2 separate regions of the Homo sapiens genome follow, and region 1 is linked to region 2. A link is an interaction called in ENCODE POLR2A ChIA-PET data of the cell type or tissue named here. Cell type or tissue: GM12878. All regions are shown on one strand. Each heading gives the region's core, and the rest is flanking DNA. Links, peaks and the distances in the headings are about the cores only. Region 1 overlaps SPOPL (speckle type BTB/POZ protein like). Region 2 overlaps NXPH2 (neurexophilin 2).

Region 1 (15,694 bases), core at 2,759-10,758, 180 kb before region 2:
GATAAGTTTCTGCAAAGTTGGCTGTGAAGCAGATTATTATAAAACAAATTTCAAAATAGTTCTCTTTGTAATATTTGGGGAGAAAAATTATGAGTTGAAAGCTCTTGGTGAAGAAGTTTGTTAGTGGCTTGCTGGAATGAGTAGAAAGTATACTTGCAGAGAGAAGTTAGCTACTAGAAATGGTTGTCCCTCTTAGGAAGCACCTGCTGGAATAGTAGAGCTCTTTGCATAATTGGGCTCATAGGAAGCCAATAAGTAATACCCATCTCGTATCATTTTTCTCTGTGTACTTCTATAAAGCCATAATGAATATGATGTATTCTTTATGGCCCTTTTGAATATGTTTTTGACCACCCCGTTTCCATATTGTACTTCATTGTTACCTTGGTCATAAATGAACTGTTTGTGTAGGTATGTGTGTGTGTGTATGCATGTGCCTGTGTGTGTGTGTGTGTGTGTGTGTGTGTGTGTGTGTTTGCGTGCGCGCGCGCTTCTGCATTCTCCTTTTTCATTAGTCAACTTCTCTGTTTTTCCACTAGTACCACTCTGTCATAATTACAGTTGCTATATTTTAGGTTTATGTTTTCTACTTCTAAGTCTTTCAACTTTGTTGTTCATGATTGCTTTGGTATTCTTGACCCATTTGCATTTCCATGTAAGTTTTAGAATCAACTTGTCAGTTTCCACAAAAAGCAGCATTGGGATTTTTATTGTTATTACATTGAGTTTATATGTTAGTCTGAAAATACATAATTTTTTTAAACTTTTATTTTAAGTTCAGGGGTACCTGTGCAGGTTTGTTATATAGGTAAACTCCTGTCATGAGGGTTTGTTGTACAGATTATTTCGTTACCCAGGTATTAGTTAGCCTAGTACCCATTAGTTCTTTTTCCTAATCCTCTCCCTCCTCCCACGCTTTACCCTCTAATAGGCCCCTGTGTATGTTGTTTCCTGCTATGTGTCCATGTGTTTCCATCTTTTAGCTGCCACTTACAAGTGAGAACCTGTGGTATTTGGTTTTCTGTTCCTGTGTTAGTTTGCTAAAGATAATGGCCTCCAGCTCTATCCATGTTCCTGCAAAGGATATGATCTTGTTCTTTTATGTGGCTGTGTAGTATTCTGTGGTGTATGACATTTTTTTAATCCAGTCTACCATTGATGGCATTTAGGTTGATTCTATGTCTTTATTGTGAATAGTGCTGCAGTGAACATATGTTCACTGTGTGTGGACACATGTGTGCATGTGTCTTTATGATAGAATAATTTATATTCTTTTGGCTATACCCAGTAATGGGATTGCTGGGTCGAATGGTAGTTATGTTTTTAGGTCTTTGAGGAATCGCCACACTGTTTTCCACAATGGTTGAAGTCAGTCTGCATATATTGAAATTGATGTCTTTAGAATAATGAATTTTCTAATTTATGAATACTGTATATCCCTTCATTAATTTAGCTTACCTGTACTTTCTCTTAATATCATTGTGTAGTTTTCAGTGTAAAGATGGCATCCTTCATTAGATTTATTTCTAGGAAGTAGACTTTTAAATTATACTTTGGTATCTTTTAAAATTTTTGCTTTCCAATTGTTGCTAACATAAAAATATAATGGATTTTTATATGCTGACTTAGTATACAGCATCCTTGACAAACTTCCTTGTTATTCCTGTTAGTGTGTCTGACTTAAGCATGTTAACTGTGAATAGTGACCGTTTTCTTTATGCCTTTCCAATTCTTATGCTTTTCATTTATTTATTTTTGCCTTAAGGTACTGGATAGGACCTCTAGTACATGTTGAATGGAAGTGGTAGTAGTGGTCTTCTTGCCTCATTCCCGTTTCTCAGGGAAACCTTACTGTAGAGTGAGTGTGTGTGTGTGTGTGTGTGTGTGTGTGTTTTAAGACACTTTTAAAATTAAGGATTTATTCCTGGTTTGTAGCGTTTTCATCTTGAATGGGTACTGAATTTTATCAAATGCTTTTTCTGCAACTATCAAAGTGATCTTTTCCCTCCTTTTTCTGTTAATGGGCTAAATTACATTAATAAATTCTGATTTTGATCTAGTCTAACGGAGTATTTGGGCTTATGTATAAATGTAATTATAAATAATATAATTATATACTTATTTACAATCTTTCCCTTTTTCTCTCCTTTTAAAAATCTATTTTATTTTTAGTTATGCTGTCTTTTCTTGTAGTGGTTACTGTAGAGATTACAGTATACTTCATGGAGTTACTTGAGCTACTGCCAATCATTATTTTTACCCCACTTCCCCAAGAATGCTAAAACCTTAGAATACCTTTTTCCCCATGAAGAACACTTTTTACTCCATTTATCCCTCATGGTTTTTACATTACTGTTGGCATGCATTTTAATTCTACTTATATTTAAGCCCCAAGATATTACAATTTTTCGTTGGCCAGTTTTGGAAAATTCTTACTTACCTCTTCAAATATTGCTTCTCTCTTTTTCTTCTGTGACTCCACTAAGTAGGTGTTAGACTCTTGCACTGTGTCTCACGTTTGCCTTAGGCTCTTTGTAATACCTATATTTTTTTCTCTGGTTTAGTGAAAATACCTTCATTGATCTTTTAAAAAGTTTTCTAGTCTTACCTTTTGCTGTTTAGTCTATTCAACTTATATTAAGTAGTAATTTCAGTTGTTTTCCAGTTCTAGAATTTCCATTTGATTCTTTTAAAATTAAATTATTGGTAAAACTCTGTTGCCTGTTGGGTTTTTTTTTCCTCCTAGCTTTTATTCATAAGCGTCTGTTTTTTGGCAGCCTGATAATTTTTTATTGAATAACTGTCATTGTAAAAATTGTAAAGGCTCCAGATGATAATCTTTTAGACAGGATTTATTTTTTCTTTTCTTAGACATGTTAGTGTGGGAGCTGATAACTTTTATCCAATCAGGGACTAAAGTGAATCAAGACTGTTTTAAGGCTATTTGTACATTTGATTTGTCTTCATACAGTCTAGTTTTACTTTACAGGCATTTCAATTTAGAGTCTTAAATTCTTGGGACACTGTCTCTGGCAAATCTCAACTCTAATCCTTGTCTTGTTTGCAGTATAAGACGTCTGAAAACTTTGCCTCTTGGCTTCCTGCTGCATGCAAAGTCAGCATTTGGCAGAAGTCTTAAAGAGCACCTCACCAGGATCTTAGCCCCTTGGATATCCTGTTTTATCTCCAGCGCCGTAAGGCCAACAGAATCTTTGCTGATAGTTTCACCCCATGGCAGTGGCTCTGTCTGGGTAAAGTGTGGATTCTCGCTCTTGCATTATGCTTAGAATCTGCAAATATTCTTGGGGAGAAAAGTGGCTGTAGTCTGTCAGCCCAATTTATTTATTTATTTTTGTTCGCTTTTTTTTTTTTTTTTTTTTTTTTGAGATAGAATCTCGCTCTGTCGCTCAGGCTAGAGTGCAGTGGCACGATCTTGGCTCACTGCAAGCTCTGCCTCCCGGGTTCACACCATTCTCCTGCATCAGCCTCCCGAGTAGCTGGGACTACAGGCGCCTACCACCACGCCCGGCTAATTTTTTTTTTTTTTTTTTTTTTGTATTTTTAGTAGAGACGGGGTTTCACCGTGTTAGCCAGGATGGTCTCGATCTCCTGACCTCGTGATCTGCCCGCCTCGGCCTCCCAAAGTGCTGGGATTACAGGCATGAGCCACAGCTCTGGGCCTTGTTTTCGTTTTTTACTTCTGTAATGACTTGAAATGTCAGCCCACCTTTAGGTTGTTCTCCCTTCTCTAGAATCTTGTGACCTTTTGTCCTGATTGCTTGAGCAGCTCTAGATACCTTTAAACATACTTATTTTTATTCAAGTTTTTCTATTTCTCAGCAGAATTTAGTTTACCTGCTAGTTACTCCATTATCCCCAGAAGCAGAACATCCCATGGTAGCCTCTAAGTACTTTTTATATACATTAATTGTTTTGATCATTACCAGGCTTATCTCCCCTGCCCATCTGTACCATCAACTGTCACCAGTAAAGTTTTACTTACTGTTTCTACTCCAGTACTCACTTTGTGCTAAGGGTGTGTATATGTATAAAATTTCCTATTATCCACTCAGCAACCATAGGGCAATGAGGTGCTATAATAATTTAATAAACAAAGGAGAGGCCCAGTATCTATAAGATCACAGAATTCATGGCAAAGCACTGATTCACATTGGTCTCAGTATATAGCTCTTGTTATTAAAGTCTATGCTATTGTTTGTGGTCTTTCTATAATCTTGTTTGCTTCCTATAGAATACAGCTCAGGGAATATCTTCAGGACATTTTCTGTGTCCTGAAGTGCTTCATTATCACTGTTACAGTACTCTCTCATATTATCATATTCAAAATATCTCCGTGTCTGTATCCTCTACTATGTTATAGTTTTTGCCAAGAGTAGGGAATGTGTTTTATTTATCTTCATACCCCAGGTTTCGTTAGAGTGCATGATATATCTAAGCATATAATAAATGTTCATTGTATTTCCCTAAAGTCATCGTATACTTAATTTGAATAGATTTAAGAAATTTATATGTGTATTACTATTTTATCACCTTTATAAACACTTATTAGAATCTTAATTATTCTCCCTGGTACAGTCTTAGCAAAACTGTTGAACATTATATGTTATATATTATATTAACTCTTTTTCATCATATATATAAAGTTGTTTTGACCTCAGGCAGTATTTTGTTATAACATCCTGAAGCAGTTCAGAGGACTTTTAGCATAAATATGGTAGTATTTCAAAATTGTAATTTACCATTTGTTAATTGTAGAATTAATAAACAAAAATACTGTATGTATAATTAAACCACAATTGATTAAGCTACCTCCTAGAAGATGAATGAGCTGATTGCAGATGACAATGAAAGACGTAGCTCATAAACATCAGTCTCATTTTATAACTGGATAAAATTTTGATAATGCTCTTTAGACAGCATGATTTTTTTTAACCCTACTTTGCTGGATAATTTATATATTTTATTGGTCTAGAAGCTTGATAGCTAACACACTTGATATACTGCAAAATTGAAGACATTTTTTAAAGAAACAATAGTTTTTCCTTTGGGTGATTAAAAATAACGATTAGTACTTTATTCTCTAATAGTGGCTAATATAGACTCAATAGTTATAGAAGGTGTTTTATAGAGTTGACCCTCTGTATCCACCGATTCTGCATCTGAGGATTCAACCAACTGTGGATCAAAAATATATGGGAAAAAAAATTAACAATACAACAATTTAAAAAATCTAATAAAACAGCACAGTATAACAACTATTTACATAGCATTTACATTGTATTAGGTGTTAAGTAATCTAGAGATGATCTAAAGATACCAGAGGATATGTGTATATCAAATGCAGATATTATACCATTTTGTATAAGGGACTGGAACATCTGTGAATTTTGGTATCCATGGGAGTCCTGGAATCAGTCTCCCATGGAAACAAAGGGACAACTTTGATTACTTTTTAATCACAAAAGAAATGTGTATATATGTGCATATGGACTTCTATGTGCAGGTATTTTTTTTAAATGAGGCAAAATTCATATAACATAAAATCTATCATTTTTACTTTTTTAAAAAGTACAGTTCCGTAATGGCTTAGTACATTGACAGTGTTGTGCAACTAGCACCTCTGTCTAGTTCCAGAACACTTTTATCAGTCCCAGAGGAAACTCCATAACCAATTACTTACCATTTCCCCCTCCCCACAGGTCTGGCAACTACTAATCTGCTTTTTGTATGTATGGATCTGCCCAATATTTAAAACAAGTGAAATGATACAATGTGGCCTTTTGTGCCTATCTTCTTTCACTTAGCATAATGTTTTCAAGATTCATTCATGTTGTAACATGCATCAATACTTTATTTATTTTTATGACTACATATTATTTCATTGTGTGACCAGGCTTAATGGCTCACACCTGTAATCTCAGCACTTTGGGAGGCTGAGCTGGAAGGATCTCTTGAGCCCAGGAGTTCAGGACCAAACTGAGCAACAGTGAGATCTTGTGTCTATAAGAAATAAAATTACCCAGGTGTGGGCAGTGAGCTGTGATTGCATCACTGTATTTCAGCCTGAGTGGCAGAGCAAGACACTGTTTAAAAAAAGGAAAATTCATTGTGTACATGTACCACATTTTAAAAATTCATTTATTGCTTGATGAACATTTGGATTGTCCATCAATGAATGGATTATTAGCTAGTAACCTTTTGGCTATTGTGAATACTGCAGCAAAGAACATTTATGTTTCAGTCATTTGAACACCTGTTTCCAGTTCTTTTGGATATATACCTAGGAGTAGAATAGCTGGATCATGTGGTAATTCTATGTTTAATTTTTTGAGGAATCCTTAAACTGTTTTCCACAGCGGTTAAACCATTATACATCTCCACAAGCAATGTCCAAGGATTCCAGTTTCTCTACATCCTCGTCAATGCAGGTGATTCCCCACTCCTTTTTTTTTTTTTAATAGCCATTCTAGTAGCTTTTTTTTTTTTTTTTTTGGTCTTTTTCAGCATTTTTACTGTGATCCATGTGTTTGTGGGTTTCTTTGCATTTAACCTACTTGGAGTTGATTGAGCTCCTTAAATGTGTATATTATTGCTTTTCAATAAATTTGAGAAGTTTTCAGCCATTTTTTTTAGTTATCTTTTTCTGCTGCTTCTGTCTTTCTTCTCCTTCTGATACTCCCATTATATACATGTCAGTGTGCTTAAAATAATGTCCTACAGTTCTCTGAAGATGTTCATTTTTCTTCATATTTTTCTGTCTGGATTGTATAATCTCTACTGATTTGTCTGTAAGTTCACTAATTCTTCTATTTGTTCATATCTACTGTTGACCTCCTCTAGTGAATTTTCATTTCAGTTATATGGTTCAGCTCCAGAATTTTTATTTGGTTCTTTTAAAAAAAATAACCTTTACCTTTTTGTTGACATTCTTTATTTTTTTTGTGTGACATTGTCATCATACCTTCCTCTAATTATGATTTCCTTTAGTTCTTTACACATACTTATTAATGGCTATTTGGAATGCTTTGTCTGTTAAATCCAACATGTAAGTTTAATCACAGTTTCTGTTATCTGTTTTTTTCCCCAGCATATGGGTCATACTTTCTGTTTTTTCATGCCTCGTAATTTTCTATTCAAAGCTGGATATTTTATGTAGTAAATTGAGAAATTCTTGGAACTGGTTTCTTCCTTCCAGTGCATGCTGTTGCTTCTTGCTTATTTTGTTTATGGACTGTTTTAGTGGAGTCTATTTAGTGCCCCCCCCCCACACACACACACACGCACACAGTGTTAAGCCTCTGATGTTGCACCTCTGGGGAAGCAGCCTTGGGTATTCCCAGTTACCCTGGGTGATGGTGGTTTGGCAGGGCTTTCTTTTTGCCTGACTACTCACATCTGTTAAGGTCCATTAATCTAGTGCTAATTGCACTGTTTTCAACAATGCCCTGGGGCATTATGTTGTTCTGCAGACTCATCAACTTTGGTTTCCTTTGAAGAAATAGTTCCCTAAGTCAGTGCCTGAAATTTCTTCCGAATCCAGGTGGGCTCCTCTCAGCTGTGTCTTTTCCTGTTTTTTTTTGGGCAAATCAGCTGTCCTGTAGTTTAGCCTTTGTATCCATTGATTCCTCCAGTCTCTTCTCATTTGCCTCTCACAGCCTCTACTGTTTTTCAGATCATGCTTGCCTGTTTCCTTGCAAATGAACTTCTTTTCTCTGGGAAGAGATTAAAAGCAGTCTGCTTTATGGTCCACTTCTTTCCACAGGCAAACATCTCCAAGCCCAGGCTCTGGAGTAAGGAGGAAGGAACAATGGTATTTCTTTCCCAGTGTATCTCTACTGTAGGAGCTGTGCTGGAGGGAGGCAGTAGCCTCAGTTCTTCTTATCTTCACGCTCTTTGTATGGAACCCACAGTTTACAAGCCAAGACAGCAGTGATTGGTACCCTGACAGCACCATGCCCAAAGTAGAGCCTCCACCTTTCCGGCAGTGACAGATTTGAAGAAGGGAGCCAGCCCCTTACCTCTTGGTTTCATTCACCTGTAACATCAGCATTAAGTAGCTAGAGGTGTAGCAGCATGAGCCAAACAAACAAACAAAACCCCTCAGACACCGAGTTGAGGAAGGAAAGGACTTTATTCGGCTGGGAGCATCGGCAGACTTACATCTCAAACAACCGAGCTCCCTGAGTGAGCAATTTCTGTCCCTTTTAAGGGCTTATGACTCTTAAGGGTGTCCACGTGAGAGGGTCATGATCGATTGAGCAAGCAGGGGATACATGATTGGGGGCTGCATGCACCGGTAATCAGAACGGAACAGAACAGTACGGGGATTTTCACAATGCTTTTCCATACAGTGTCTGGAATCTATAGATAACACAAGCAGTTCAGTCATGGGTTGATTTTTAACTACCAGGCCCAGGGCGTGGCATCGGGCTGTCTGCCTGTGGATTTCATTTCTGCCTTTTAGTTTTTACTTCTTTTTTCTTTGGAGGCAGAAATTGGGCACAAGACAATATGAAGGGTGGTCTTCTCCCTTAGAGGCAGGATGAGAAATGTTGACATCCTTCCTGTCACAGGAGGACATTGACTGGACCTGTTGGAAGAGGGAACACAGTGCTTATGGCTACACCAGTCTAGAGTGGAGTTTCTGACTCCTTGAGTTAGGACAGAGCAGCTCCTGGTTCAAAGACCACAGACTCTCACTTTTCTCATAGTCTCTACTAAATTTTCTTGAATAAATGTTTCTTCATTTGTTCTGTGCTTCCAGCAGTGTTTTTATATTTTTCACCAAATTTTCTGGGGAGTATGTCCATGGAACTCCTCAAGTTGTCACGCTGAAAGTTTTTTTCATTAGTGGTTCAGTCTCTGCTGGTTATGGGGGTCTGTTCACATTTTCGGTTTCCTCTTGAGTCAGTTTTGGTAGTTCCACATTTGTGAATTTTAAAATTTTTTCTTCTGTTACTGATTTATAGTTTCATTCAACTGCAATCAGAGAGGATACTTTGTATAATTTAAATTTTTTTAAATTCGTCGAGACTTGTTTTGTGGCCTCGGTAGCATATGGTCTGTCCTTGAGAACATTCCATATGCACTTGAGAAGAATGTGTGTTCCACTGTTGATGAGTGAAATGGCTGTTAGGTCTAGTTATTTTATACTGCTGTTCAAGTCTTCTATCTCTTTATTGATCTTCCTCGTTCTCTGCATCATTGAATGTTGGGTATTTCTGTCTCCAGCTATTATTGTAGAATTGTCTATTCTCTCTTTAATTCTGTTAGTTTTTGCTTGATATCGTTTGGGGCTCTATTATTTGGTGTATATATGTTTGTACTTGTCATACCTTCTTGATGAATTGACCCTTTTATCAATAGATAATATCCTTTGTCTCTCATAACAATTTTTGACTTAAAGTCTGTTTTGTCTTATGGTAGCATAGCCACCCAGCTCTCTTCTGCATGAAATACCTTTTTTCATCCTTTCACTTTCAACCTATTTTTGATTTCCATACACAAGAACCCTTAAAAATATTCTTCCAGTCTTTTCACATTGCCTATCTGTTGGATCACTTCTTCAGTGCTTAGCCAGGCCATTTGCAACTCTGCCTTAGTCTTCACTTCCTGTTGGCTCAGCAATGTCAGCCAGCTTAGGACCTTCTTAGCTGTTTTCTTTTTTTTTTTTCTTTTTATTATACTTTAAGTTTTAGGGTTCATGTGCACAACGTGCAGGTTAGTTACATATGTATATATGTGCCATGTTGGTGTGCTGCACCCATTAACTCATCATTTAACATTAGGAATATCTCCTAATACTATCCCTCCCCACTCTCCCCACCCCACAACAGACCCCGGTGTGTGATGTTCCCCTTCCTGTGTTCGTGTGTTCTCATTGTTCAATTTTCCACCTATGAGTGAGAACATGCGGTGTTTGGTTTTTTGTCCTTGCGATAGTTTGCTGAGAATGACGGTTTCCAGCTTCATCCATGTCCCTACAAAGGACATGAACTCATCATTTCTTATGGCTGCATAGTATTCCATGTTGTATATGTGCCACATTCTCTTAATCCAGTCTATCATTGTTGGACATTTGGGTTGGTTCCAAGTCTTTGCTATTGTGAATAGTGCTGCAATAAACATATGTGTGCATGTGTCTTTATAGCAGCATGATTTATAATCCTTTGGGTATATACCCAGTAATGGGATGGCTGGGTCAAATGGTATTTCTAGTTCAAGATCCCTAAGGAATCGCCACACTGACTTCCACAATGGTTGAACTAGTTTACAGTCCCACCAACAGTGTAAAAGTGTTCCTATTTCTCCACATCCTCTCCAGCACCTGTTGTTTCCTGACTTTTTAATGATCGCCATTCTAACTGGTGTGAGATGGTATCTCATTGTGGTTTTGATTTGCATTTCTCTGATGGCCAGTGATGATGAGCATTTTTTCATGTGTCTGTTGGCTGCATAAATGTCTTCTTTTGAGAACTGTTGGTTCATATCCTTCAGCCACTTTTTGATGGGGTTGTTTGTTTTTTTCTTGTAAATTTGTTTGAGTTCTTTGTAGATTCTGAATATTAGCCCTTTGTCAGATGAGTAGATTGCAAACATTTTCTCCCATTCTGTAGGTTGCCTGTTCACTCTGATGGTAGTTTCTTTTGCTGTCCAGAAGCTCTTTAGTTTAATTAGATCCCATTTGTCAATTTTGTCTTTGTTGCCATTGCTTTTGGTGTTTTAGACATAAAGTCCTTGCCCATGCGTATGTCCTGAACGGTATTGCCTAGGTTTTCTTCTAGGGTTTTTATGGTTTTAGGTCTAATAAGTCTTTAATCCATCTTGAATTAATTTTTGTATAAGGTGTAAGGAAAGGATCTAGTTTCAGCTTTCTACATATGGCTAGCCAGTTTTCCCAGCACCATTTATTAAATAGGGAATCCTGTCCCCATTTCTTGTTTTTGTCAGATTTGTCAAAGATCAGATGGTTGTAGATACGCGGCATTCTTTCTGAGGGCTCTGTTCTGTTCCGTTGGTCTATATCTCTGTTTTGTTACCAGTACCATGCTGTTTTGGTTACTGTAGCCTTGTAATATAGTTTGAAGTCAGGTAGAGTGATGCCTCCAGGTTTGTTCTTTTGGCTTAGGATTGACTTGGCAATGCAGGCTCTTTTTTGGTTCCATATGAACTTGAAAGTAGTTTTTTCCAATTCTGTGAAGAAAGTCATTGGTAGCTTGATGGGGATGGCATTGAATCTATAAATTACCTTTGGCAGTATGGCCATTTTCACGATACTGATTCTTCCTACCCATGAGCATGGAATGTTCTTCCATTTGTTTGTATCCTCTTTTATTTCATTGAGCAGTGGTTTGTAGTTCTCCTTGAAGAGGTCCTTCACATCTCTTGTAAGTTGGATTCCTAGGTATTTTATTCTCTTTGAAGCAATTATAAATGGGAGTTCACTCATGATTTGGTTCTCTGTCTGTTATTGGTGTATAAGAATGCTTGTGATTTTTGCACATTGATTTTGTATCCTGAGACTTTGCTGAAGTTGCTTATCAGCTTAAGGAGATTTGGGGCTGAGACAATGGGGTTTTCTAGATATACAATCATGTCATCTGCAAACAGGGACAATTTGACTTCCTCTTTTCCTAATTGGATACCCTTTATTTCCTTCTCCTGCCTGATTGCCCTGGCCAGAACTTCCAACACTATGTTGAATAGGAGTGGTGAGGGAGGCCATCCCTGTCTTGTGCCAGTTTTCAAAGGGAATGCTTCCAGTTTTTGGCCATTCAGTATGATATTGGCTGTGGGTTTGTCATAGATAGCTCTTATTATTTTGAGATACTTCCCATCAATACCTAATTTATTGAGAATTTTTAGCATGAAGGGTTGTTGAATTTTGTCAAAGGCCTTTTCTGCATCTATTGAGATAATCATATGGTTTTTTTCATTGTTTCTGTTTATATGCTGGATTACGTTTATTGATTTGCATATGTTGAAGCAGCTTTGCAACCCAGGGATGAAGCCCACTTGTTCATCATGGATACGCTTCTTGATGTGCTGCTGGATTCAGTTTGCCAGTATTTTATTGAGGATTTTTGCATCAATGTTCATCAGGGATAGTGGTCTAAAATTCTCTTTTTTTGTTGTGTCTCTGCCAGGCTTTGGTATCAGGATGATGCTGGCCTCATAAAATGAGTTAGGGAGGATTCCCTCTTTTTCTATTGATTGGAGTAGTTTCAGAAGGAATGGTACCAGCTCCTCCTTGTACCTCTGGTAGAATTCAGCTGTGAATCCATCTGGTCCTGCACTTTTTTTGGTTGGTAAGCTATTAATTAATGCCTCAATTTCAGAGCCTGTTATTGGTCTATTCAGAGATTCAACTTCTTCCTGGTTTAGTCTTGGGAGGGTGTATGTGTTGAGGAATTCATCCATTTCTTCTAGATTTTCTAGTTTATTTGCATAGAGGTGTTTATAGTCTCTGATGGTAGTTTGTATTTCTGTGGGATCGGTGGTGATATCCCCTTTATCATTTTTTATTGTGTCTATTTGATTCTTCTCTCTTCTTTATTAGTCTTGCTAGCGGTCTATCAATTTTGTTGATCTTTTCAAAAAACCAGCTCCTGGATTCATTGATTTTTTTGAAGGGATTTTTGTGTCTCTATTTCCTTCAGTTCTGCTCTGATCTTAGATATTTCTTGCCTTCTGCTAGCTTTTGAATGTGTTTGCTCTTGCTTTTCTAGTTCTTTTAATTGTGATATTAGTGTGTCAATTTTAGATCTTTCCTGCTTTCTCTTGTGGGCATTTAGTGCTATAAGTTTCCCTCTACACACTGCTTTGAATGCATCCCAGAGATTCTGGTATGTTGTGTCTTTGTTCTCGTTGGTTTCAAAGAACATCCTTATTTCTGCCTTCATTTCGTTATGTACCCAGTAGTCATTAAGGAGCAGGTTGTTCAGTTTCCATGTAATTGAGTGGTTTTGAGTGAGTTTCTTAATCCTGAGTTCTACTTTGATTGCACTGTGGTCTGAGAGAGTTTGTTATAATTTCTGTTCTTTTACATATGCTGAAGAGTGCTTTACTTCCAACTAAGTGGTCAATTTTGGAATAAATGTGGTGTGCTGCTGAAAAAAATGTATGTTCTGTTGATTTGGGGTGGAGAGTTCTGTAGATGTCTATTAGGTCTGCTTGGTGCAGAGCTGAGTTCAATTCCAGGATATCCTTGTTAACTTTGTGTCTCGTTGATCTGTCTAATGTTGACAGTGGGGTGTTAAAGTCTCCCATTATTATTGTGTGGGAGTCTAAGTCTCTTTGTAGGTCTGTAAGGACTTGCTTTATGAATCTGGGTGCTCCTGTATTGGGTGCATATATATTTAGGATAGTTAGCTGTTCTTGTTGAATTGGTCCCTTTACCATTATGTAATGGCCTTTTTTGTCTCTTTTGATCTTTGTTGGTTTAAAGTCTGTTTTATCAGAGACTAGGATTGCAATCCCTGCCTTTTTTTGTTTTCCATTTGCTTAATAGATCTTCCTCCATCCCTTTATTTTGAGCCTATGTGTGTCTCTGCCTGTGAGATGGGTTTCCTGAATACAGCACACTGATGGGTCTTGACTCTTTATCCAGTTTGCCAGTCTGTGTCTTTTAATTGGAGCATTTAGCCCATTTACATTTAAGGTTAATGTTGTTATGTGTGAATTTAATCCTGTCATTATGATGTTAGCTGGTTATTTTGCTCTTTAGTTGATGCAGTTTCTTCCTAGCCTCGATGGTCTTTACAGTTTGGCATGTTTGTGCAGTGGCTGGTACCGGTTGTTCCTTTCCATGTTTAGCGCTTCCTTCAGGAGCTCTTTTAGGGCAAGCCTGGTGGTGACAGAATCTCTCAGCATTTGCTTGTCTGTAAAGGATGTTATTTATCCTTCACTTACGAAGCTTAGCTTGGCTGGATGTGAAATTCTGGGTTGAAAATTCTTTTCTTTAATAATGTTGAATATTGGCCCCCACTTTCTTCTGGCTTGTAGAGTTTCTGCCGAGAGATCAGCTGTTAGTCTGACGGGCTTCCCTTTGTGGGTAACCTGACCTTTCTCTCTGGCTGCCTTAACATTTTTTCCTTCATTTCAACTTTGGTGAATCTGACAGTTATGTGTCTTGGAGTTGCTCTTCTCGAGGAGTATCTTTGTGGCATTCTCTGTATTTCCTGAATTTGAATGTTGGCCTGCCTTGCTAGATTGGGGAAGTTCTCCTGGATAATATCCTGCAGAGTGTTTTCCCACTTGGTTCCATTCTCCCCATCACTTTCAGGTACACCAATCAGACATAGATTTGGTCTTTTCACATAGTCCCATATTTCTTGGAGGCTTTGTTCATTTCTTTTTATTCTTTTTTCTCTAAGCTTCTCTTCTCACTTCACTTCATTCATTTCATCTTCCATCACTGATACCCTTTCTTTCAGTTGGTCGCATTGGCTACTGAGGCTTGTGCATTCATCACGGAGTTCTCGTGTCTTGGTTTTCAGCTCCATCAGGTCCTTTAAGGACTTCTCTGCATTGGTTATTCTAGTTAGCCATTCGTCTAATTTTTTTTCAAGGTTTTTAACTTCTTTGCCATGGGTTTGAACTTCCTCCTTTAGCTTGGAGTAGTTTGATCGTCTGAAGCCTTCTTCTCTCAACTCGTCAAAGTCATTCTCCATCCAGCTTTGTTCTGTTGCTAGTGAGGAGCTGCGTTCCTTTGGAGGAGGAGAGGCGCTCTGATTTTTAGAGTTTCCAGTTTTTCTGCTCTGTTTTTTCCCCATCTTTGTGGTTTTATCTACCTTTGGTCTTTGATGATGGTGACTTACAGATGGGTTTTTGGCGTGGATGTCCTTCCTGTGTTAGTTTTCCTTCTAACAGTCAGGACCCTCAGCTGCAGGTCTGTTGGAGTTTGCTGGAGGTCCACTCCAGACCCTGTTTGCCTGGGTATCAGCAGTGGAGGCTGCAGAACAGCGGATATTGGTGAACAGCAGATGTTGCTGCCTAATCGTTCCTCTGGAAGTTTTGTCTCAGAGGAGTACCCGGCCTTGTGAGGTGTCAGTCTGCCCCTACTGGGGGGTGTCTCCCAGTTAGGCTACTCGGGGGTCAGGGACCCACTTGAGGTGGCAGTCTGTCTGTTCTCAGATGTCCAGCTGCGTGCTGGGAGAACCACTGCTCTCTTCAAGGCTGTCAGACAGGGACATTTAAGTCTGCAGAGGATTCTGCTGCCTTTTGTTTGTCTTAGCCCTGCCCCCACAGGTGGAGTCTACAGAGGCAAACAGGCCTCCTTGAGCTGCGGTGGGCTCCACCCAGTTCGAGCTTCCAGGCCGCTTTGTTTAGCTACTCAAGCCTGGGTAGCAGTGGGCGCTCCTCCCCCAGCCTCGCTGCCGCCTTGCAGTTTGATCTCAGACTGCTGTGTTAGCAATGAGCGAGGCTCCCTGGGCGTTAAGACCCTCCGAGCCAGGTGCGGCACATAATTTCCTGGTGTGCCGTTTGCTAAGACCATTGGAAAAGCACAGTATTAGGGTGGGAGTGACCCGATTTTCCAGGTGCCCTCTGTCACCCCTTTCTTTGACTAGGAAAGGGAATTCCCTGACCCCTTGTGCTTCCCGGGTGAGGTGATGCCTCGCTCTGCTTCGGCTCATGCTCGGTGCGCTGCACCCACTGTCCTGCACCCACTTTC
Region 2 (15,694 bases), core at 2,679-10,678:
TATGCTCTGGACCTCATTACTCTCCTAACATAACCTTGATTCACTCGCCGTCTGTTTTCCACCCTGCTGAAGCAGCCCAACACACCTCTGACTCCATAACTCATCTAAACCACCCATGCCAAACACTTTACCCAAGCTGGCTTCCCCGACTTCCTCAGTCTCTCCCCGACCTTCCTTGGGCCACTCAGCATCTGTGCTAATGTCCTCCCTGCTCCTTGGTTCACAGTCATCTTGCTGCCATCTTCCTGGAGCCGGATCCCACTTAAAATGAGGGGAGATGCTCCTTTTGACTCTCATATTGCAAAATGTTATCGCTGCACCATTCTATTTAAAAATCTCACCCAGAGGAGGAAAGCTCACTAATTAATGGACACTTTAATGGAATTTCCTTCCCATTTCTATCACTTTTTTTTTTTTTGAGATTGAGTCTCGCTCTGTCACCTGGGCTGGAGTGCAATGGCGCCATCTTGGCTCACTGCAACCTCCATCTCCCAGGTTCAAGCGATTCTCCTGCCTCAGCCTCCGGAGTAGCTGGGATTACAGGCACCCACCACCACGCCCGGCTAATTTTTGTATTTTTAGTAGAGACAGGGTTTCACCATGTTAGTCAGGCTGGTCTTGATCTCCTGACCTCAAGCAATCCACCCACCTCAGCCTCCCAAAGTGCTGGGATTACAGGCGTGAGCCACCGCGCCCGGCCCCTGTCACTCTTATACCTTCCTTTCATTCATCCATTTGCCTCCATCCTACTTGATGCCTTGGCTATCTCATGACAACAGCTTGCAAACCTGTGTCTGCCTCTAAATTGTACTTGAATTGAATCCGTCTTTGGTTGCAGTATCATATACAGTGCAGATTCTTTTACTCAAACCTATCAATTGTTCTTTAGTTCCTACTCAGTGATTCAAAAGGATGATTCTAGCAGTTCAGGCCTCCCACAAAAGCCCAGTCCACCTTTTCCATGATATCTCCTAACAGACATGTCCCCTCCAGCTCCTGACTGCCCATGTTGGGCACATCCCTTTGTGTCTGCCTCATGACATGGCCTTTGTGGTTCTCATTTACACCGTTCTTTGCTTAATGAACTTCTACGTTTTGTTTAAGGATAGTGTTTCCATGATCACTCTAGCTAGAAGTAAAATGAACATCCTCTGCTGGTCTGGCACAGTTTGTACCATTTGGCTTATGTTTAGTTTCATCTAAAGAGCAACCAGTTAGCTTGGGGTGTCACTAGAAGAGGGCAGATGGCTGGCTGCCAAGTGGTTTCATAGCACCTTGGGACATTCACCAAGGCCAGTATCTGATCTTCAGTTTAGTAGGCTGAGGCACTTAACTTTGAGCAGCACATCCTGGGCAGAACTGCCTCTCAGGAATAAATACACATCACATCAGCTCATGGAACTGATGTGTGTGTGTGCACGTGCATCGCAGAATGCCACTAAATTAATTAATTTACAGCAACAGCTAGAACCTTCATGGATGGAAGTCTGTGCATTACATGAGTAAAACAGTCTCTCCCCAGTGGATAGGCCTGAACCAGAAGCCAATTTAGAATCAGAATTTTTAGTGAGTGTGGAATCAAACCAAACTGCTGGCTTGATGAGTCAAAACAGGAATTTCTCTGTCACAGAGGCTGAACTGCTCATAACCTTAGGCCAAAGATCATTTCCTGTTTCTGGACTTCGGAGTTCTGTCCTCTCTGGGTTGACCACATGTTGACTCAGTTTTACTCAGAATGGCCAACAATACAATCATCACAACATTGCCCCCCACCCTGGGATACTAAGGAGCCTTCAAGTGCAGTTCTGCTTCCCCCAAATTCGGTGGCAGCACAGTATCTTTGGTTTATCCCCTGACCAAATTCAACCACTAAATATGTCTAAGTATACCTGCTTGATTTAACTCCCAGAAGGCAATGCTTCCTTCCCCTCACCCCCTTCCTATGTTCTTGAGAGTTACTTTACTGTTCCACAAAGCATTGGCTATTGTGCCTCTGACCACAAAGTCCACTGCACTATAAACACTTGGGTTCAGCTCTTATCTTCATGTGTGAATGGAAAACTCCATGAAGACTAGACCAAGGCCTTATACGATGGTCTATGTCACACACGGCCTAGCACACAGCAGGTGTTCAGCCAATATTATTGAGAAAAGGAGCAAACAGGGGCTGTATTAGTAAATACTTGTGATAAATTCCTTCCAATTCTTTCTTCTCTCAGCTATATCTAACACTGGTGATGGTCTTCACATGATTTTTAAGTGTTGGTTATTCAAGAAAATCTTCTGAATGAAGAAATAAACTAAATTAATTATCCAAAGCTTCCAGGTCTTCAGTAATTGACTATAGAGAAACAGTCCTTGCTAAGTCCCAAGGGGCCTCCTTCTGGGAGAAGCCTGAATTGAAAGGCCATTCAGGATCTACTTCCCCACTGCCGATGGTTCTTCTGAGATGGATCTGCGACTGGGCTCCTGCCAGCTGCCCTTTGGATTTGGGTCTGACCTCCCTTGATTCAAGCACTGAACCTCAGCAGTCACAGGACAGCATGCTGAATTTTCTAGGAGGATTTGTTGTTGACCCAAACGGTCTGAAGAGGGACCTTTGTACGTTGGGAGTGACAGATTATTTGTCCCCCAGCCATCTTTAGAAGCTTCCAAAGGAAGGGAGACAAGATAAAAGCCCAGTGTACTTCACTCAGAGCTTTGCTGCGTGGTGTTAGGTTATCCAGTGTGCTCAGGATTCATCTCCTGATTTCAGTGAGAGAAATAAAATGAATATAGGAAAGGAAAACATGATATATGTAAAACCCTTTCTAAAGCTGGCTTTAACAGCACTTAAAGTCAACTGTAGAAAACGTTCTGTGTGTGTGTGTGTGTGTGTGTGTTTTAATTGCAAATTGGTGTGCAAAATCTCTGTTTGCTCAGGATCTCCAGAGACTGCCTCATGATGTGTGTTCTGTGATGAGGCCATGGGACCAGGCAGTAGAACTGCGACAGGACAGCAGGGACAGAGGGGAGCTTCTCCAGCCTTTTGTTTCGCACCAAATCACAACGTACTCATCAGGGGAATCCAATGTGTTCCTTATCAAACCTTTCTATTTTCAGCGTAAATTACTGAACAATCCTCCAGATACTGATTTTTATCTGCTTGCTAGATAAATATTAGTTCCTATTGGCACATTCCTATTCAGTGCACCACTCACAAGTTATGTAAACAAAGAAACAAACAAAAAAGCAAAAAAAAAAAAATTTCACTACAACTAATAAAACAAAACAGAAAAAATCAGCAAGAAGAGCTTCTTTCTTTTTTCTTATTGTCATAAAAGTGTAGCAGCTTAAATATATGTCCTAATACAATAAATAGCCCATTTGTATGGTTATTATTGGTTATTTCAGTTCTCAAAATTCATACTAGAATAAATTAAATTTATTTTCTAACTCTGCTTCTCTCTTGCTGTAGGTATGTGCGTACATAGGGGCAGAGGGCATGCTAAGCAAAAGAGCAAATAAAATCTCAGCATAAGATCCCTACAAGTAGTTATATTTTTGTATTTTTGGCTCCCTATTTAAAAAATAGTTATTTGTATTTTCATTAATTCCACAAATATTTATTAAGCTCCTGTCCTATATCCCACTTAATAATGGATATATCTTTTTAAGCTAAATTTCATATCCTGAATATCTCTGAATTACTAGAAATGGGGTAACTTTTCTCATTAATTAGAAGACTTCCAATTTCCACACCTTAGGAAGAACCTTAAAGTCTTTTTGAAGGTTATATTCAATGAGTGACTGCTGGACTCCTCTATCTAACACAGAGACAGGAAGCAGGCAGACTGTGTTCGCTTCCCTACAAATTGGAAATAACACACACTTCTATTACTGGTCTGATAAAAAAAAATCCAAGAAAAAAGGTACTGAAGATCCAAGTCCACCTTCTGGGATAATGGTGTTAATTTCATTGAATTACTTTGCTCCACTATATCCTTATACCAAATTATCTAATTTGTTTCAACGGATTCATGCAAAAGAACACAAGAGCAAAAAGTCCAGTGCCTGAAAGAAATTAGACTATGTACCTAAACAACTTGAATTCATGTCAAATAATATAACATATAATGGCATAATATGTGTATATGTATTTTCCAGAACTGATGAATGACATTAATGTACAGATGATAATTCAGCAAGAATGACTAAAAGAATTTCATGAGTAGACACATTACCGTAAATTTCCTGAACATCAATGGGAAAGTGGAAAAGTAAAACTTAGAAGTGAAATTTGAAGCAAAATATGGGTTAATCATGAGTGATGGATGCATTGGTGTTCTATCAACTCTAGGTACTCTCATCCGAGCATGCTAAAAAGAATTCTATTTCATTGTAGATTCACTACAGTCACTTTGTTTTTTTACTTGAATCCCTGGATATTTACTATAATTGACTATAAGCTAATAGCTCTCTTGGCACAATATTTATTATCTATTAAGTGAGTTTAGAGTTTGATTTTTCACTATCAACTCAATATTTAAAAAGCAGAGATTATTTTATACTGGATACATACAACTATTTAGTCCAGTTATTTAGAGTAGAGTTTCTCAACCTTGGCTGCGACTTATAATTATTTGCAGGGAATTTTTTGAGCCCTTCCTCTAGATTTAATTTGTCATAATGTGTGTCCATACATCAGATTTTTAAATAAATGTATTGAATATAACAAACATCACAATAGCAGGGTGAATTATAACAAAGTGAACATAACCCTGCTTATCAGGGTAAATAAACCAGGGTTTGTTTACCAAGTGCTTTCTCCTCTGAATTGGAGGGGAGAACACCTCTGTGTCACTGGTGGGGCATGTGGACAGGTGGGTTTCCCAGGAGGGCACACTGACTAGAAGCAGACAGGAGGCTGGGAATCCTTACAATAGCCGAAGAAGGAGATCCTTATTCTGGCGGTAGAGGGCTTTCCTGTTTCTACTTCTGGACAAAGCTGTTTCCTTTATATTTTCCCTCTAGAGGTCTAGAGTCACCTAAATCTCCATTTCTTTTCCTTCCCAGGTCCAGGATGTTTACTAGAATCCCTTCCCAGTCTCATCAGCCACCTCTTCAACAGAGAACAGGTCTTGAATTTTATACCAAGGGCAGGAACTCTCCATGCCAGCTATATAGTAGCCTCTCTGTCCTGGGGTGGGGTGAGGGCTAGGGAAATAGCTGGACCAACTATTCTAAAGTTAATTCTTACATATATTGGCAATTGCCTGATGATCTACTTTTTTCTTTGTCCTTGTTGACTTTGTACTTGGAGTTTCTTTGGAAGCTTCTTTGGGAGTTGAGAAAAACTGCTATTATCTCTGGTGTTTCTGGTTTTAGTTTTTCTTACTCTGATTTCTCTCTCCAAAATTTCCTTACACTTCATAGCATACCGAACTCCATTTTTTTAAATAGCAACATTATGTTGCATTATCTTCATATGGATATATCTTTTTATTATTTCTTGAAACCATGATGTTATGGTCTGCATGTTTATATCCCCATAAAATGGATGGTAGTAGGAGACCGGGCCTCGGGGAGGAAACTAGGTTTAGATGGGAGCATGAAGGTGGAGTCCCAAGGGTGAAACTAGTGCTCTTATAAAAAGAGAAAGACTAGAGCTCCCTCTCTCTGCAATGTGAGGCCTCATTGAGAACACGGCCATCTGCAAAGCAGGAAGAATACTCTCACCATACATTGAATCTGCTGGCACCTTGATCTCGAACTTTCCAATCTCCAGAACTGTGAGCAATAAACATCTGTTGTTTCCAGAACTGTGAGCAATAAACATCTGTTGTTTAAGCCCGTCAGTTTGTGGTATTGTTGTTACAGCAGCCTGAGACGACTAAGACAACAGGTATTCGGTCCTTTTCTAGATACCTATCCCTGTTATCCTGAGTAGCCCCTTATGATCGGTTCCACCCAATTGACTGATGTAGCTATTGTTTCTGCTCATAAAGCACAGTGAAAAGCGGCATGACACAGTGGAAAAAATACTGGGTTTAAGGTTTTGAGGTGATGGTTCTAGTTCCCACCCTGGAATAAACTTGTTAAGAAAGTATGATCAAATCACCTCATCTTTCTGGGGCTGCTTCCTCATGTTTAAAATTGAAGGGCAATTGGTTGGTATTTACCAAAATTAATAACACACTTAACTTTTGAGCCTGCAATTCCTCTCTCAAGAATTTATCTTGCAGGTATAACTGCACATGTTTGAAATGACAGATGGATAAGATTATTCACTACAGAATTAAAAGAAAGAATTCTTTGGTGTGATATTTGGAACTCACAGTTTTCAAATCAACAGAGAAATAGTGAAATAACAATGATCCATCACACAATGGAGTGCTATGAAGCTGTAAAAAAGAAGGAAGGAGCTTTTTATATACTGATAAGGAAAAATATGCAGGATATGTTATTAAACGACCAAAGACAAGGTGAAGAAGAATGTACATAATCATACACCTACCCTATGACCCTGTAGCAACATTCCTATGGCTTTATCCCACATGAGAATCACCTGGAGAACGTTTAACAGTATTGATGATATGGCATCTCAAGGCAACTGTCTTAGTCCGTTTTGGCTATAACAAAATACCATAAACCAGGTAACTTATAAGCAACAGAAACATCTCACAGTTCTGGAAGCTGGAAAATCCATGATCAAAGTGCCAGCCGATTTGGTATCTAGTAAGTGCCTGTTTTCTGGTTCACAAATGGTGCCTTCTTGCTCTATCCTCACATGGTGGAAAGGGAAAAGCACCTCTCTTGGAAAAAGGTCACTAAACCCTTTTGTGATGGATCTAATCAACTCCCAAAGCCTCTTCCTCTTAATGCCATCACCTTGGGAGTTAGAATTTCAATGTATGAATTTTGGGGAGACAGAAACATCCAGACCAGAGCAGCAACCTGTATGCTTCAGAAATATGAACAAAAGATCAAAAGAAATTTGAGGAATCAAATGGATCCCAAATCACCCTAAAAATTCTAAATGTTATCAATAGAAATGTGAGGAATCAAATGGATCAAAAACAACTCTAAAAATTCTAAATATTATCCTTAGAAAGATTAGGAAGGCAATTGTACTGCAAAACAAGTCAAGAAAGAAATTTTTGGAAATTAAAATAAGATTGCTGAAATCAAAGTCATTAGACCTCTCAAACATTATAATAGAGTTGAAAATCAAGTTATTGATCTAGAAGCTCAAGCAAAGAAATTTCCAACAACCAAAACCAAAAATGCCATAAGAAATAAAAGAGAAAGTAAAACCATAAAAAATGGGTTCAGGAAGTTAAGTAGCTGACTAAAAAAAGTTCTAAGAGATGAGAACAGATAGGAAAGAGGATGGAGGAGAGAATAATAATAATAAATAATGAAATGAAAATATCCTAGGTTTAAGAAAAATTAGATCACTCATATTGAAGTCCTCACCAAGGCTAAGTGAGTTTGATGGGGAAAAGACACATACTTAAATTTTACATACTGTTGAAATTAGTGAAAAGACAATTTAAAAAATTTCTAAGAGAGAGAAAAAAATGGGGCCACTTATAAAGGAAGGAGAATTAACAACAGATTTCCCTTCAGCAACAGTGGACACTAAAACTCAAAGAAGCAAAGATTGTCAAACAAACAAACAAACAAACAAAACCCTCTCTGGGATAATGACTATGAATTTAGAATTCCATGTTGAAACTACAATTTTTATGTAATATTTTCAATCATACAAGTTTCAGAAAGCTTGTTGCCCTCACAAGCTCTCCAAAAACATTACTCAAAAAGGCTGTCCAGCAGAACAACTGAGAAAGAAATATATTATGAGTCAGAAAGGTAGCAGCTGAATATGACTTGAAAAGGGAGAAAACTAAAAGGAAATGAAAAGAGAAGCCACTGGACCTTGATGCCTGGGGCATTATCCTATGAGTGGCTAAAGGTAAGTGTCTTAATGATATATTTAATTCTCTATAAATCCAATAGCATAACTTGGTTCTGTAGTAAATATTTATAAAAGCATAATCCCATTAATGCCTTTTTAAAGTTGGTTCAAAAGCTTTGAATTAACCTATAGACTACACATGGAATACATAATCATAGCCCCAGAACAGCAGATAAAGGGAAGTACAGGAGACGGGAGACACAGTCTCACTAGAGTGTAGAATTTCTAAATCTGGAAGTCAATAGCTACTTGCTAAAGTTGGGGGGTGGGGGAGGAAGAGGAAAATGTAATGTAAATTGTAATGATAACCCTAGAAAAATTACAACACAAAAACACTTGTTTATGTTTATTCCTGGGGAGAGAATTAGAGATACAGTAAGAAAGACAGCTTTTCATTTTTGATTAACAAGCTCCTTTATTAATAAAAGATTACTTAAATAACTCAAAGTAGAGCTATATAATGGAATACTGAGTGGTCTTTGGAAAGAATGAGATATGTCTATATATATTTTTGTGGAAGATTATCCACAATTATATATACTTAAGGTAAAAAAAAGAATTTGCAAAATAGAGTATCATCCCTATAAAGGTAAGAAAATTCTTTATATGTCTGTGTGCATGTATATAAGTAAATGCACTTAAAAATATCCGAAAGGAGAAGCTACAGGTTGAGGGTACAGGCGAAGAAAGGAGTCTTTCGGAATTTACTTTTCAAGCTTCTGAATTGTTTTACTGTTTGTAATAAGTAAATATAATACATAATATGTAAATATTACTTTTAAATAACTTTCATACTTTTTAATTACAAAGGTAATTTTCTTAAAAAGTAAGAAAAGCAAGTATATGAATGTATAGTGTTACTTTCTTCATTTAAAACTTTAAATGGGCAGGGAGCTATGGCTCATGCCTGTAATCCCAGAACTTTGGGAGGCTGAGGTGGGAAGATCGCTTGAGCCCAGGAGTTCGAGACTAGTCTGGAGACTGGGTAACATGGCAAGACCTCATCCCCTCAAAAACCACAAAACTTTGAATGTTTAAATATATTATTAAAATTAGTCTTTATTTTTTCATAGCCAAATAATGCCAGTATTATTTATTAAACTATTTCCCATGGAATGGAAACACTCTCATTTTCATATTGTAACATCCCACATGTACTTATATACGTTTCTTGGTTTGATTCTATCCCACTGCTCTATTTACTTTTTCTTGTGCAAATAGCTTTTTATAAAAAAATTATTACATTAACTTTAAAGCAAATTTCAATATATGGTACTACATGTACCACCTCATTATTCTTTTTCCCTCATACATTCTTGGGAATTCTTGCATTTATTTTTCCATATGAACTTTCAAATCATTCAATCCAGTATAAAAAACAAATCTATTGAAATGTTCTGGGATTAGATGAAACATGCAGTTTTAAGGTTAAAAAAAAAAAAACTTGAAAAAAAAACAGAGGCTATATGGTTAGATCAGCAGAGGTCAATCGCCACCACTGGAAGGACAATGCAAAGTAGGTCTCGTACTGATGGTATGAAGAACAAAAGCAATGACTGGGAGAGTCTTGTCTTCTTACATACAATCCTCAGTAACAGAAAACAAGTATGCTTGTAAACTTTCTCACAGGCCATGACGAAACATGAGTATTTACAGACAGCAGTGTTCACTGACCAGGGTCATTATAAACTGAACAAACAAACTTCGGTGAAGAGCAGGCATTTCTTCGGCTGCTCTGAAGGGGTGGTGAGAGGCAAGGCCACGTAGTCAAGAGTGAGGGCTGACTGCCCCAGGACTGTTGGTGTGAAGACGTAATTGACAGTCATAAATTAAATCTATTTATGTCACTGCAAAATGGATGACCAGGTCACTGAGGCACTGCAGCTACAAAGAGAGAGAAAAGGCTCTGACAGTGAGGAGTGTGCAGCTCTTTGAAGGAACTGTAATCCTGGGTGCAGAGGAGCCACGGCAGCACAGGGGGCTGGCTCCACACGCACTGGCGCTGTGGCAAGAAAATACGGTTCAGATCCCTGTTCTCCCATTTTCTAGTTATAGGATCTTGGGGTCTCTGAGCTTCAGTTCCTTTATCTGTAAAACATAGATAAATGCTTCTGAGTAGAGCTGTTGTGAACATTAAACCAGATACAAAGCCCCTTGGACAAAGCCTGACACATTGGAGTCTCTCAAGAGATGCTAGATATTAATGATAATCCAAAATGCAAAACAGATGGAAATAGGGCAGAGAAGGTAGTATTTAAGAGTGCCTGCAGTAGAAGAAAGTGTGTAAATGTGAAACTGAAGGACGCATGCAGGGCATTATTAAATACTTTTGTATTGTGAAATTAAAAGTTGCCAGAGGGGCTGAGTGTGGTGGCTCAGGCCTGTAATCCCAGCACTTTGGGAGGCCGAGGTGGGTGGATCACAAGGTCAGGAGTTCGAGACCATCCTGACCAAAATGGTGAAACCCCCATCTCTACTAAAAATGCAAAAATTAGCCAGACGTGGTGGTCTGCACCTGTAATCCTAGCTACTTAGGAAGCTGAGGCAGGAGAATCGCTTGAACCCGGGAAGTGGAGGTTGCAGTGAGCCGAGATTGCACCACTGCACTCCAAGCTGGAGATAGAGCAAGACTCCGTCTGAAAAAAAAAAAAATTGCCAGAGGTGGGGAAAGCTGAGCCAGCCAGAAGACTGAGAGGAACACAGGAATTCAATTGGAAAGAGTCTATATGCTAGGTCATGAAATCATGATTTTATATTATAGAAGTTTGTTTTTTTTTAATGGAGCAAAATAATAAGATTCATGTTTTATAAAGACCCTCCTGACAACAATATGGAGGATGTACTGGAGGAATTTGGAGGTAGGGCTGTGTGGTAAAACTGTAGGCAGGAGGATCATTTTATTTTATTTTTTAAGTCACAATGGAAGAGATATGATGTATGTAGGGAAAAAAACTAATTTAGAAAAAGACTATGTTTAATAGCTACAGAAGAGACACAAACTATGGGAGTTAAAGAATCGCCCTTGCTAGGCTCAGCCTCGCTTTCTTACCTTTCTTCTCTCTCGGCAAACCTAAAACTGATAAAGCTTTAAACTTCCCCAGGCTGAGTAACCTTGTTAGCAAGTGGGATAATGCCTGTAAGTTTGCAGGATTTAGATGCAGCAGGTAGATATGAAAGTGTAGTGTGCTTTGAGTATTCTGTCTTTATTGAATTTGCAGACCTACAATAGCAATGGCGGGAGCATGGCTATTTTTGCTTCAAAGTCAGTTGCTTGATTCAGTAGAAAGAGCACAGGCTACAGACAGTCAGACTGGGAGTTGAATGCTAGCTGCTCCACTTATGCTATAAGTAGGTAAATTAATTTCTCTCAGAAAGTCAGTCTCATCTGTTAGTGTCTCTCTCATGAAATTCACTAGTAGAAGTAGACAGAACAACAATAAACAAATACATATTAAAGAATGCTACTGATGGTAAAGAGCAAAGTGAGCAAGAGGATAGAAACTAACTGAGAACTGCTTTTTATTTAAGGTGGTCAAGAAAGGAATCCGTGAGAAGGTCATATTTAAACACACACTTGCAGAAAGTGAGAAAATAAGCTTTGAACACATTTTGGAAAAAGAGAATTCCATGCCTAGAAAACAGCAAATGCAAATGCCCTACAGCAGAAGAAAGCTGGGCTTGGGGGAAGGAAAATCAAGGAAGTATGTGTGGTTGGAGCGGAGCCTGGGCAGGGCAGCGTGAAGACTCACCCAGTAAGCATGGGCAAGCGTCCAGGCCAGGATCTTCTCTAACTGACCAGAGCAACAGGAAGCTGTCCTGGGCAGAAGAGAGGCACCATCTAACTGGCTTGAAGATCCCTAAGACTGCAGTGTTGAGTGCAGACTGTAGGGGACAGTGGGAGGAGAGATCTTCCAATAGTTAAGGAATTCCTGCAATGATTCCAGTTGAACAACGAAGAAGGCCCAGTCCAGGCTAGTAGGTGGAAGAGGTGTTCAGTGGTTATATTCTAGATAACGTTTAGAAGGTGGTGCTGATAGCATGTGCCGATGGATTGCCAAGGTGTGATCTTTGCTCAAGAGATTTTGGCTGGTCTTGTAAGAATAAAACAAAGTAAATAAAGTGCCTACAATTACTCAAAAACATCAGTTCTTTCCACCTTCCTTTGAGGTTCTTTGGCCTCTGTAGCTCAGGCCTCTGCAAGTGCTCAACATATGCAAAATCTGGTCAAGAGTGGCACTGGGTGATTTTTCAGCCATTGCTTATTGCCTGCTGTGTCCTTGTCTACTTGTTTTCTGGGTGAACAAAAACAAAAAGGTTAAGTACCACATTATTTTATATCTATTGCCAGGGCAAGCAAAGGCAAAAAGTGCTTGAGACAAGATATTTTCTTTCCCACAACAAGACTGAGGAGATTTACTGTAGGGTTTCACATTAAAGCAAAGCTAAGCAACACAAACAGACAAGCAAGCAAGCAAGCAAGCAGACAAACAAACTGGGTCCATTTCTCAAAGCTCAAAGCCCTCATCCAAGGAACTTTAATGAAGCCTTGAAAAGCAAACAGCAGTGGCAGAGGATTTAGTTCCAGGAGGGGGAAATTTTAAAAAAATTCATTGAAGATTATACATACTGGAATATGAATGAAAAATCATGGTTGAGTGTATTTAGCAGAATACTTGGCATTTGAGGGGAAAAAATCAGCCCATTTGGCTCAAACCTATCCCTGAAATCTAGTTCTCAATGATTACGCCATGAGGACACTCTTCTCTGAGTGAAGTTTTTATGTTAAGCCAACTGTGAGGGGAGCAGTCTTGGTTCTTCCTAAAGCCCTGCTTTCCCAAGTTCTATCTCCATGTGGAACCCTGGCCCTAGTCTTTTCTAGGGTGGGCATCTCACAGGCCCCCTGGCTTTACTTCATAAAAGGAAACTGACATTTATTGGGCCTCGCCTCCTGCCAGGACCCTGGTACTCAATGGAATTGTCACAGTACCATTGCAGGTGGAGTATCATTATTTCCGCTTCTCAGAGGTGGTGCTGGAGAGAAGCTCACCCACTCGCCCACACCTCACAGCTGTTACTTCATGACAGCAGGGTGCAGCTGAGCTGCCACGGATTCCAGGCTTTTTGGCCTCCCCTAGCCTTCCTCCCAGCACATTTTCCATTGCTGACTGGTATTTGACACTGACTTCCCCCGGATTATTTCACCATTGCTCCTAAACCATTCGGGTCATAATTTCTTTTTTTTTTTTTTAACTTTTAAGTTCAGAGGTACATGTGCAGGTTTGTTACATAGATACATTTGTGTCATGGGGATTTATTGTACAGATTATTTCATCACCCAGGTATTAAGCCTAGCATCCATTAGTTATTTTTCCTGATCCTCTTCCTCCTCCTACCCTCCACTTTCTGAAAGGCCTCAGTGTGTGTTGTTCCCCTCTATGTGTCCATGTGTTCTCATCATTTAGTTCCCACTTATAAGTGAAAGCATGTGGTATTTGGTTTTCTGTTCCTGTGTTAGTTCCAGCTCCATCCATGTCCATGCAAAGGCATGTCATGGTTTCTCAATACTTTTATCAGGAACAGTTGTAGGCAGAACATTCTATCAACTTTAGGGAATGTTGCATCCATTTAGCATGACTCTGTTTTCTGCCAATCAGTATCATGTCTTCAGAGACTGCAGGATGTGATGAGGCTATGGGAAGTAATGAACTCAGGTCTGATCACCAAACCACTGCTGTCAAATGGGGTGATTGTATGTGTGTGTGTGCATGCTTGTGTGCTTACAAACAATGCAAATAGCCTAATCCCTTTGTGGGGCAGAGCTCAACAGGTCATTGTTCACTGCTGGATGCCTGTTCTTTTCATCCTAACCATTTTTCCCCTGGAACTATTTATTATTTCTTCCTTTAACAAAAGAATAGCCTCACAGGGTGTTGACGACACTGAGTAGCTCATAACATATGACTGCTTCAGTGCAAAGGAGATGTGGCGAAACAGTGAAACTCTACTCCTCATAATTGTGCATATATGTGTGTGTTTTTTTGTCCAAATGTGTGTCTGTTAGTAGCTCAAGAAGATAAATGTTATTAATCAATTAGTTAATTAAACAAACAGCAACAGAGTGCTTATTCTGCAACATGCTTTATGCTCCATGCTCTCTTTGAAACTAGGCACTCATACACAATAAATACCATTACGCACAGTTGAAAATCAGTCTGTGAGTGGAAGAGGCTATGCCAATGGTGACATTTGCTGTGTGCTCTGATTGCTACTGAGCTCTCCCTTATTCTGGTGCTCCACAATTATGGACAACTCAGTATTTTCTGCATTAACAAATGGGAACAGTGAGAAAGATAAACCAATACATAGCACGATTAAAACAAATCTATATTTGCTTTTAAATGTAGTCTCAAATATAAACAAAGATTGTTTACTTCATAGAAGAGTTAGGAGGACAGTTAGTTATTGGAATACTTTATCCTACTACTTTAATCCTCTGTGAGTTTTAAAATGTGCAGTTATTGAAGTAATTCATTACAAATATTTACAAAGTGGTTGATGTTTAACTTTTTCAGCTGATGCTTTATGTTAAATGGACACTGAGCTTGCATTCCAAAATAGATAAGACAAACTCATACATTTATCTACCCTCTGAACCCAGATCTTCCCTTACATTGCATTTTACTCAGATCTATACCAATCTGTAATAGATGTGAGCTTCTTGGGGAAGGATTGAGAAAGGAGGTGAATCCATAAAGTTAGGATTTCTCACATGAGTGTCGGATTCGATAAATAATTTTTGGCTTAAAGGCAAGTCATTCATTAACAGAAGCTAAAATCATGGTTTCATGAATGAAACCATTTTCTTCAGAGTTTTAATTCAAGGTTGGGACAGAAAGATGTTGTAGACTTATGTTACATAATATTTGGCATTGTAGATGCACTGATTTTTATTCTTAAGTTTATCCCATATTCATCCCACCAAACTATTTATATAATTGTTCTTTGTATTTAAAAATCATCTTCTGACGGTGAATTATGTTTTCCAGCTTCAGTGATCAGTGGCTTTCTCTGACAGTCTCCCTGTGCTTATTTTCCCCTGCATAAAAAATCCATTTACTGTATGTAAAGAATTTTCAAATGCATAGGTAAGAAGTATTATCATTGTTCCAGTAATGTCATTCACATTATCTCCATTTATATTCTTGTTTCAGGATGTAAGAATTTGTCTCTGTGCTGCAATTCCTTGACTATATCTGGATATTCTAGGTTTTTGCATACTGACTTTTTCTCTTCAGCATTCATAACACCTCCCAAAGCGTGGCCAACTTAGAAGCTTTTTGTTTCATTTTGTTTTTGTTTTGAGATGGAGTCCTGCTTTGTTGCCCAGGCTGGAGTGCAGTGGCATAGTCTTAGCTCACTGCAACCTCCACCTCCTAGGTTCAAGCAATTCGCCTGCCTCGGCCTCCTGAGTAGCTGGGATTACATGCGCCTGCCACCGTGCCCAACTAATTTTTTCATATTTTTAGTAGAGATGGGATTTCACCACGTTGGCCAGGCTGGTCTTGAACTCCTGACCTGAAGTGATCTGCCCGCCTCAGCCTCCCAAAGTGCTGGGATTACAGGCGTGAGCCACCAGGTCGGCCTGCCAACTTAGAGTTTAATTAATATAATGTTGATTTATTTCCTCTTAGGTTGTTAACCAAGATGCAGAAATTGTGTTACTATACTTTCCTT

Evidence for each region. ChIA-PET counts read pairs that join two places held together with the same protein. Peaks named below come from ENCODE experiments on the same cell type or tissue, not always from the same donor. Only the 100,000 strongest peaks of a DNase experiment are listed, where the experiment ranks them.
Region 1: POLR2A ChIA-PET joins it to region 2 with 14 read pairs; 3 of 35 experiments call an interaction of 5 or more read pairs at or near these places.

Annotation. Positions count from the first base shown.
Region 1 is chr2:138,529,061-138,544,754 of GRCh38, forward strand. The region is part of intron 1 of SPOPL (speckle type BTB/POZ protein like); the gene reads left to right. Among named protein-coding and RNA genes, the nearest start is that of SPOPL, 35 kb to the left of the region's middle. In GM12878, for the core only: no CTCF peak of the experiment used is centred there; a DNase peak (open chromatin) is centred at 7,391; H3K27ac peaks cover 1,197 bases.
Region 2 is chr2:138,710,741-138,726,434 of GRCh38, forward strand. The region is part of intron 1 of NXPH2 (neurexophilin 2); the gene reads right to left. Among named protein-coding and RNA genes, the nearest start is that of NXPH2, 62 kb to the right of the region's middle. RefSeq lists an enhancer at 1,850-1,939. In GM12878, for the core only: a CTCF peak has its summit at 5,664; no DNase peak of the experiment used is centred there.